Regions from separate parts of the Mus musculus genome. Here region 1 is linked to region 2. A link is a contact called in ENCODE Hi-C or POLR2A ChIA-PET data. All regions are on one chromosome and are shown on one strand. Each heading gives the region's core, a stretch centred on a gene start or an enhancer-like site at or near the end of the contact. The rest is flanking DNA. Distances are from core to core; before and after follow the strand shown.

Evidence for each region. Hi-C counts contacts between places; a loop is a spot of excess contacts on that map. ChIA-PET counts read pairs that join two places held with the same protein, here RNA polymerase II (POLR2A).
Region 1: a map of heart shows a loop between it and region 2 (3-fold over the local background). The contact joins the promoter of Msmo1 here to the promoter of Cpe in region 2. A Hi-C loop is called at or near these places in 2 of 37 maps with a recorded cell type or tissue (both heart). POLR2A ChIA-PET finds 5 or more read pairs at or near these places in 1 of 5 experiments (Patski).

Annotation. Positions count from the first base shown.
Region 1 is chr8:64,730,916-64,735,908 of GRCm38, forward strand. Msmo1 (methylsterol monoxygenase 1) reads right to left here and starts at 2,663. Exons shown (of 6, transcript NM_025436.3): 1 at 2,593-2,663.
Region 2 is chr8:64,690,775-64,695,478 of GRCm38, forward strand. It overlaps Cpe (carboxypeptidase E), which reads right to left and starts at 2,335. Exons shown (of 9, transcript NM_013494.4): 1 at 1,869-2,335. The coding sequence starts at 2,175.

The DNA.
Region 1 (4,993 bases), core at 1,413-3,912, 40 kb after region 2:
CCTAGATTCAGTTCCCAGCACCCACATGGTTGCACACACCATACAGAACTCCAGTTCCAAGGGATCTGATGCCTTCTTCTCACACCAAGGGTACCAAGCTTCCACGAACAGAGATGTAGGCAAAACACTTGGTATACATAAAATAGGCAATTTTTAATTAAAATTTTTTATAAAATAAAATCACATTCAAATCTTGGTGAGTTTCAACTTGGCTTGAGTGAGATAGTGTCTAGAAAAAGAGGGGGGGAGGAGAATAAAGGAAGGGAGGGGAGGGAAAGGAAGGGAGAGGAGGAGGCAGACAAGAATTCCTTATCTCCTGTCATCTCTTCTAAGCCACCTTACCCTTCTTACAATGAAAGTCCAGATTGAAAGTCCCACCCTCCTCCACCCACACAGGTTTCTTACCACTGAGATCCCCACCCACCCGAAGATTTTGTCAACCCTCTACTACAAAATTACAAAACACAAGACTATTGTACCAATCTCCATTTTTCCTGAGGTCAATACCAAATTTGACAATGACCAAATGAACACTGACGTCCTTGCTACACGTCCCAGATCTTATGGAATGATAAAATTCTGAGCCATAGTTTTATCAAAAAAAAAAAATTCCTCAATAATAATTTGTCAAGAGGGGGCTGGTGAGATGGCTCAGCAGTTAAGAGCACTGACTGCTCTTCCAGAGGTCCTGAGTTCAATTCCTAGCAACTACATGGTGGCTCACAACCATTTGTAATGGGATCTGATGCCCTTTTCTGATGTATCTGAAGACAGCTACAATGTAATCATATAACTTATAAATAAAACTAAAAAAAAAAAAATTGCCACCAGGCAGTGGTGCTGCAATGCCTTTAAACCTAGCACTTGGGAGTCAGGGGCAGAGTGAGTTCCAGGACAGCCAAGGCTATACAGAGAAACCCTGTCTCAAAAAAAAAAAAGACAATAATATTAATAATAATACTATAATAATAATTTGTCAGGAAACCTCAATAAATATCATGTTAAGCACTGAACATAAGACCTGGCACACAGCATCTAAAATAAGCTAACAATTATTGAGCACCTTCTGCATACCCAGTATATGCTGTCATTTTAAGCTAAACCCTTGCCTCGCTGTGAAATAGAGGAACTTCTATGATCCTTGGTTTTCAAATGATGAGCTGAGGCTTAGGATAAATGAATAACAGTACAAAGTTGCACGGATGGGGAGTGGAGGAGTACAGCTTACCCAGGCCCCCTGAAAAGGCTGCTCACACTGGCGGTATGTTCTCACTCCCCATCGTTTTCTATTTCTATCCGTATGCTCAACTTACTCTTAAAAAAAATTTCACAAAGTGCCCCAGGTCTGTCTGTCTCTCTCTCTCTCTCCTCTCTCTCCTCTCTCTCTCTCTCTCTCTCTCTCTCTCTCTCTCTCTCTCTCTCTCTCTCTCTCTCTCTCTCTGCCTGTCTCTCTGTGTCTCAAGATCTGTGTCTTAAGTTGGGCTTAAAACTATGAAACTAAGGACGACCTTGAACTCCTGATACCCTGCTGAGATTACCAGTGTTCGCCCACACACTCAGCAACCATCAAGATTTGACATTTCTCCATTTGACATTTTTCCTAGTCTCATGGAATGCTGGTTGATACCCATCATCTGTAACTCTTATCCTGATTTAGATTCTGATTACCCAAAAGGCTGCTGGCCTGGATCAAACTTGAATGCATCCTACAGTGCCTCAGGTGCCCATCGCAAACACGCTTTAATGCCTAACTTGAGAAACTTCATCACCTCCAAAAGAGCTGTTCTAGTCTCTAACTCGGCATCCTCGACTAAGTCTCCCAACTTCCACACAATGCTGAGACAGCGTTCAGTTACCTCAAGTTCACGCTCCGTAATGAGGAGAGGAAAACAGGGCATGTAGTTTTAAACAAAGTGTCAGATAAAGTGATCAGACAGGAGAGGGGAAAGCAGGCTTTGCTGAAATGAATATCCTGCCTTTTCAGTTTTGAGCAGCCTGCTTGCCTGGAAATTCGATCTGAATCAGGTAGACTAGATCCTCGGATTTCAAAAAATAAAAAGGATGAAAAAAAAAATGTATTCGTAGGATAACTTAACTCCTGGCTGACGATCCCAGCCCCTCTTTCGGCACTGCAGCTTAGAGAAGCCTTAGGCACAGGGTCAGGATCCATTTAAACATAAGTTTAAACCTTCATGGTTCAAGCGCGGGTAATTCTCCTAATGTGAAGCCCAGACCTCTCGTCCATGCACCCCTCTCTCACATGGAGCCACATCCTACAATACCTCTGGGACAGCTTCCTAGATCCACAAACACAGAACACACCCTACTCCCCCACTTGGTGATGGTGTTTTTGTAAAAAGTTTTTAAGACTCAAGTCAATGAACCAGACTCCAGGTGATTGCAAACTCTTTAAAGGGCAGGAAGTGTTGTCATTCCAGTTGCATCACTTGAGAACCTAGGCTCCTTGCCTGGAGTCTCGCACAGCCCACCCAGGTTCTTCCCACCGCATCCTTACCGGCCTCAGCCGGACACCACCCTGCTGGTCCCCGTCTCAGTCGCCCTCCACCCGGATCAGGCTAGAGAGCGCCTTACCTGGCGTCCCCGCGACAGACAGCGGTCTAAGCGCAAGTCCTGGCAGGTGCAGCGGCCTCCTCACTACCTCTGCCGGCTCAGGGGCAGGGCCCGGAGGCCGGGCCCCGGCTCGCCTGTCGTAATTGGTCCGCCCCACTCCCGCCCTGCCTTCGCCGTGCAGTGATTGGTCCGTGCTAAGGCCCGGCAGCGTGTGACTCAAGTCAACGAAGCCCTAGCGGCGCCAGTCATTGGCTGCGCGGATGGAGTGAGAATAGTGAGACCCGCGCGGCCAGCCAGTCGTCCGCGCGGCAGCGCAGCTGGAGGCGGGGCGCCGCGCGAGCGCGTGACGGCGTGACGGGGCGGGGCAGCCGCGCGGACCCGGCGTCGCCTTGGCAACCAAGCGGTGGGTTCCTAGGCGCCCAGTGCTGTGGGTGCGCTGGGTTGTAGCATCTTGCTACTCACATTGGCTTGGCTTCATCCAGAACCCGGGGAAAAAAGTGGTATATATGTTTTAAAGACTGATTTGAGTTTTTGGTCTTGCTTTCCTGTAGTTTATTCTGGATTTCGATCTTTCTTTTTTTTTTGAAAATGACACTTATTTCTTATTATTTATACTAGTATGAATACTACATTTATTTTCACTTTAAACTGGTCCACATATCATATAGTTTAGTTATAATAGTTTGAATTCCATTATAAATAATTAATTTTTACATACTAAATTTATTCTTCAAATTTATTAATGTATCCTTTTTCTTACACTCACAGAGCCAGAGACACAGAAAGCTAGAGAGACAGAGAGATAGACAGATAGGTATGATGGGGCTTGAGGGAGTTATAGTTGGGGAATGAGGGGAAAATATGGTCAAGATAAACTGTATAGATGGATGACATTTTCAAATAATATAAAATAATAAAAACAAAATCAGTGATGTAAGTTGGATTTTTTTTAGGCTACCCTGGAGTTTTTAAAAAAATCACTTTCTAATATTTATTGTAATCAGATTAATAAAACTAGGAATTAAATTTTCATGTTAATAATATTTTTGAGACATAAATATGAAAATGATATTAAGGTAACCTGACAATTTATATGTAATGGACAATTTTGTGTATTAGATTTCGATCTTCCTTAAGACAGGTCTCGAGTTATAGTCTGGCCTTTGAGCTGGATACGTAACCTAAGGACGGCCTTGACCTCTAGTCCTCAGGCCTTGGATCATCCATCTTGCCCCCCACGTACTTTAATAAGTGAAGCTTTTTTCAAAGTTCTATTCTTTTTATCTCATTTAGTGTCTGTCTGTGAGTGTGTGTTCACAAGGGGAGTTTGTGCTTCCTTCTGCTTTGTGCTGCTGAGGGTTAACCTCATACGCTCAGGCTTGTGCTGACTGAGCCTGGCAACTATCTTTTAATAAATCTCTGCACATGGACCATAGGGTACTAGTGCAATATAGATCCTGCAATAGCTGAGGGATGCCAGCATTTCCCGTGTTGCAGATTGAGAACAAAGCTCAGAGAGGCTAGGGGGAGGGGCACATGTATGCTGAGGCCCTGGCAAGGCAGCTCAGGGGTAGAGTTTATGCTTAACATTCTAGGGGGCTGAGTTCCACAGGTAGAAATTGGTTCTAAGTCAAGGGAGTTATCTGCTCCCTAGGTGTCAAGACCTGGACCTAAACCAGCAGATGAGCTAAGAACCAAGCCTGTGTAACGCTAGTGTGAGTGCCCAAAGACAGGAGCGCTTAGACTACAGCTCTAGGCTCCTTTTACACCACTTGTGAAAGCCTATCTAGAGATAATGTGGTGACAGGAAGCCAATCTTTTCCTTAAAGAAGGTGTCCCAGAAAAACCACAACGACAAAATACCATATCCACTGTGGTGGTGTAACCCAGGCACTTGGCAGATCGGACCAGGAGGATCAGAATTCAAGGTCAGCTTTGTCTACGTAACGTGTTCAAGGCCAATCAGGCTGCATGAGGAGGCCCTATCTCAAAACAAGAATAACCTTCCCCCACCGTACCCCCAACCCCCACCCCGAAGCAGGAGGATTGTTCTGAGTATGAGGCCAAGCTGGGGTATTTAACATGATTTTTTTTTTTTTTGAGACTGGGACTCATTATGTAACTCTAGCCAGCCTTGAACAGAGATCCACCTACCTCTGCCAATCATTTAATAAAAAATTGCACAAGGGCATCATTGAGGCCAGCCCTGCTCCCATCTACATGAAAAGTATACATTTTCATTGAAGTGCACACTGTGTGCAAGCTATCCTAGAATTTCTATAGAAAGATGTCATTCTCCCCCCCCCCCCCCTTTCTGCATGGAACTAACTGTCTTCCCTTCCCTGCAATTCTGGCTTGATCTTCTGAACAAGTTCCATTGATGGGTGTTTCTGGGGAATCCAGTGTACCTTGTACTCATGGC
Region 2 (4,704 bases), core at 1,085-3,584:
AGATATTCAACCAAAATTTGTTTTCATTTTCAGAACACGTCATATTCTTGCAATAATATCAATTTATCTTTACGTTTGAAACAAGACAACATAACGTTAAACCATGGCTTTCACATAATTTCTTTAAATAATTCAACAAGCCCACAGGAAGACTCTACTAGCAAGCAGAACAAAGGGCTGAGATTGAGCATCAGAATCATACAAGCTGGACTGTCAGGAGTGGCCAGCTTGTTGTGTGGCTTGGCTGGAAGTGAGTGTCCATGTAAGCATTGTCTCCTTATTTTCCAATGACTGTACAAACACTAACCATCGTTTCCGCTTTCCAGGATGAGCCCTGCTGGAACTCTTTATGAATGTCTTAAGGTTTTCACCCTAATACCAAGCCGTTAGCAAATTCATTCCCACCCTGTCATTTACCTTAGTCATGGGCAAGAAATGTTTTCCGAGGACTTAACCCATACACTCCATGTTCTAAGATCAAAGTTTCTCTATTAGCATTTATTTAATCCATTCTCCGTCTTATGTACCACTGGGAAAACTATGCAGGCAAATGAATGCGGGGCTCAGTGACAGAGGCTTACTCAGCCTTCCTGGATTGCATCCTATCACAACAACAACAATAACAATAATAATAATAATAATAATAATAATAATAATAATAATAATAATAATGGAGAGAGGAAAAAGTCGGGAATGGTGGGAAACATCCATAGTCCCAACTTGATGATTCAGAAGCTGAGTGATCAGGAGTTCGAGGCCAGCCTGGACTACAAATTCAAGGCCAATCTAATGAACTAGAAACCCAGGGAGGAAAAAAAGGGGAGGGGGCGGGGAGAGATGAAGGAAGGGAGACTTCTCCTGTCCTGCACTGAGAATTTTTAGCCTGGCTTTTGTGTTTTCCTCGAGAAATCAAAAGCATTCCATACTGATTCCGGCGCTTTAACCAGGCCTTCATTACCAACAGAAAGGCCAGGACCAAATTCTTTCTGAAGAGCATAAACATAACCCAAAAAAGATCCCAAAACATTGCTTAAAATATCTTTTTAATACTAAGCCTTTAATACAAATCAAAACGTGCTTGAACATACTCTGACGGAAAATGCCTAACAAGATGACTGCAGGAGATAAAACGTGATCAATCGTGAACTAGTCATCTCAGAGTGGTTAAAGCACGCGGGGAGGGGTGGGGGTGGGGGGGTACTGTTGTTTTCCCTTAGTAAGGCCATGCATGGTTTCAGAATCTGTATGCCTGTTAGAAACCATCTTTTTCTATCCTGGTAGGAAGATCTACATATATGCACACCACACGACATCTAGATCATCAATATCCTTTTTAAAATTCGCCAGCATCCCCAGAGAGTGCACCTAACGCTCACACAAACACAGAGGAAGGTAGGAAGAGCTGCAGCACCCAATAAGCTGGTCCTTTGGAAATTCTCAAATGATAAAAGCCTCTTTCCTGGCTCCTCTGAGACCTCCTTCCTGGCTCCTCTCCTTCTGCACCTTATTTTTCACTCGTGTCTGAGGGGAAGGTGTTTGCCTTCCTGAGAACTCACAATTTTATTCTGTTTAGAGTTTGACCCATCTGTGACGGTGAGCACCGGGGACTCAGCTCTGGGATTTGCTTGCCTGTTATTCCTGTCCCCGTGCCTCCAGCCCCCCTCTAGCCTATGTTCACAAAAAAAAAAAAAAAAAAAACAAAAAAACAAAAAAAAACGGGTCGGAGATGCGAACGATAGGGAGAGGCTGGTGCTCGTTTCCTTCCCACTTTCCACCTTCCATCCAGGCATCCTCCACCGGGAAGCAACTTGGGGCCCACCTCTCCTTCTTCCCGTCCCCGGAGCCCCTGCAGCGGGCAGAGCACTTACCCGGCTCATGGACCCCGGGGTTGTCAGACAGCTCGATGACCAGGAGCTCCCGGCCCTCGAAGCTGCGCCCCACTGTGTAGATTCTGCTGATGGCGGTGCACTGCAGCCATACGGACACCAGCGCCTCGCGCAGCTCTGGATAGCGGTGGTACTCGAAGGAGATGCCGTCCTCTTGCTGGAGCCGCCGGCGGCGCCTCATGCCAGCCGCTGGCGCCCCGGGCTCCTGGGCTTCAGCCGTCAGCAGCCACCCGCCGGCCACCAGCGCGGCACACAGCGCCAGCAGCACCCGTCCTCCGCGCCCGGCCATCGCGTCCCCGCGAGCTGCACTGCCGGCCTCTTTTGTCTGCCCGGGCCCGGGTGGAGTTGGCGAGCTCAGCACCAGCCTCCTCTCGCCTCACCTTCCACCGCTCAATGAACGGTGCGCTCTGGGGCCACCCAGAGGACAGCGGCGACGCGACGGCTCTGCGCGCTGCACTACCCGCCCCGGGGAGCGGGAGCCAGGAGGCTAGGCACAGGCGAAGCAGCCGCCAGGGATGTTGGGTTTATTTCTTGGTTCAGACCCACGTCAAAAGCCAAATGGCGCCAGGGACCACGCAGGTGGAATGACAGCTAAGACCTTGACTTAGGAAGGCTATTGTTAATGAGAGGGAACCACGACCCAAGATCATCCTTGTAGAAAACACATTCTTGGGTTGTTAACAGGGCCTTTTGATTTCCACCTAGATGCATCAGAATGCGGGGTGGGGGTAAGAAACAACCCGCTGCTTGCCTGGACATCACTGCAATAGTGGAAACTTAAGGGATGCGATTTCATCTACAGCAAGGTCTGGCTAGAAGCCAGAACACTGTGTTTTGATTTAAAGGTGCTTTCTACCAATTTACAGATCCTGCATTTAATTGTATTCAGACACACTCCAAAACCTTTCTAGGGGGAAAAAAAAAAAAGAAATGGGATAAGACGGTGTCCTTTACAAGCAGGACCTATACCACTCATCTTCTGTGATATCCTGGAAAAAAAAAAAAAGACTCTGCTCATGAATTAGACAAAGGATTTCGTTTGGCATTCTGATTCAATCCTGAAATAGAGAAAAATCCGATACAGACAAATGATATATATTGTCATCCCTTTCACAAAGTGACTGCAAACGGATAAAATCATGGGCTTAAATGAGCACCCTTGGGCAGGGCTTGTGTTTTTGGAGCAACATCTGCAGCAGATGTTACTCTACAAAGGTTGCCATTTGGGTGTAACATCAGCACGGATCTGAACACGTGATCATTGAGTATGACCACCAAAAAGAAAGACTGAATGAAGACCAGCTGGGGAATGTTTCATGAGGGACATTTTCCCTCGGATGCCTCTTTCTCTGCTGTCTAATAATACCCTGTCCTGAATAAATCTGTCACCTGGAAAGGAAAGGAATCCAGGTCTATAATAGTTTCATTAGGTTTGTTGTTGGTTTGTTGTTGTTGTTGTTGTTTTAACTGAAGTTTGAAACAGTGGAAGTGCCTTCTCCTACTGACTCCTTGGTCTCAGGAGCAGCTAGAGGACAAAGGGAGTCCAGCTGCTTAGAAAGTGATATTAGCAAGACAACAGGTCGTCATATGGCCTCTGTGGCTCTCAGAAGTCCCCCTGTCTCCGAAAGCTGACCTGTGACAGACATGGCCGCCCACACCTCACCCACCCCATTCCCACCCCTGAGAAATCCTAACCAACCAGAGTGCTATAACTAAGGCACAGAATGTTACCAGCACTGAGTGAAGAAGGCAGGCAAAAATTGTCTGTCACACATTCAGGAACAAACGTAGACCAAAAAGGGGAGCAACTGTAGGCATCCAGCTCATCTTGAGAATTTCACAAATAAAATAAGTATTACTGTCTCGGGGGCTGGAGAAATGGCTTCACAGTAAAGAACACATAATACTCTTGCAGAGTACCTGAGTTCAATTCCAACACTCAGAACCAGAGGATCACAGCTGTCTGCATCTCCAGCTCCAAGGGATCTGATATCTGGCCTCCTTGGACACCCTACATATACAGTAATAATTGGGGGGGACATACACACATCTAAATACAATTTTAAAGGAGCACAAATCAAGTCATGGTAGTACACACCTGTAGTCCCAGCATTCAAGCACCTGAAGCAGGAAGATCTTGAACTTGAGGCAAGCCTGAGCTAAATAGTGTGACTCTCCCTCAAGCAAGTAAATCAAGGTGTATAAATAGACAGGCTGCCAAGGTGCTGGCAGAGAGGTTAGCCTGGAATCAGTGTGTCTACATCTCCCACAGCAGCACAGATGCTTTTCTTAAGACAGGGTCTCATGTAGCCTCGGCTGACGTCAAACTCACTATGTATCTGAGACTAGCCTTGAACTCCTGGTCTCTTTTTTTAAATATATTTTTATTAGGTATTTTCTTCATTTACACTTCAAATGCTATCCCAAAAGTCCCCCATACCCTTCCCCCCACTTCCCTACCCACCCACTTCCACTTCTTGGCCCTGGTGTTCCTCTGTACTGGGGCATATAAAGTTTGCAATACCAAGGGGCCTCTCTTCCCAATGATGGCCGACTAGGCCATCTTCTGCTACATATGCAGCTAGAGACACAAGCTCTGAGGGCACTGGTTAGTTTATATTGTTTTTCCACCTATAGTGTTGCAGGCCCCTTTAGCTTCTTGAGTACTTTCTCTAGCTCCTCCTTTGGGGGCCCTGTGTTCCATCCAATAGCTGACTGTGAGCATCCACTTCTGTTTGCCAGGCACTGGCATAGCCTCACAAGAGACAGCTATATCAGGGTCCTTTCAGCAAAATCTTACTGGTGTATGCAATGGTGT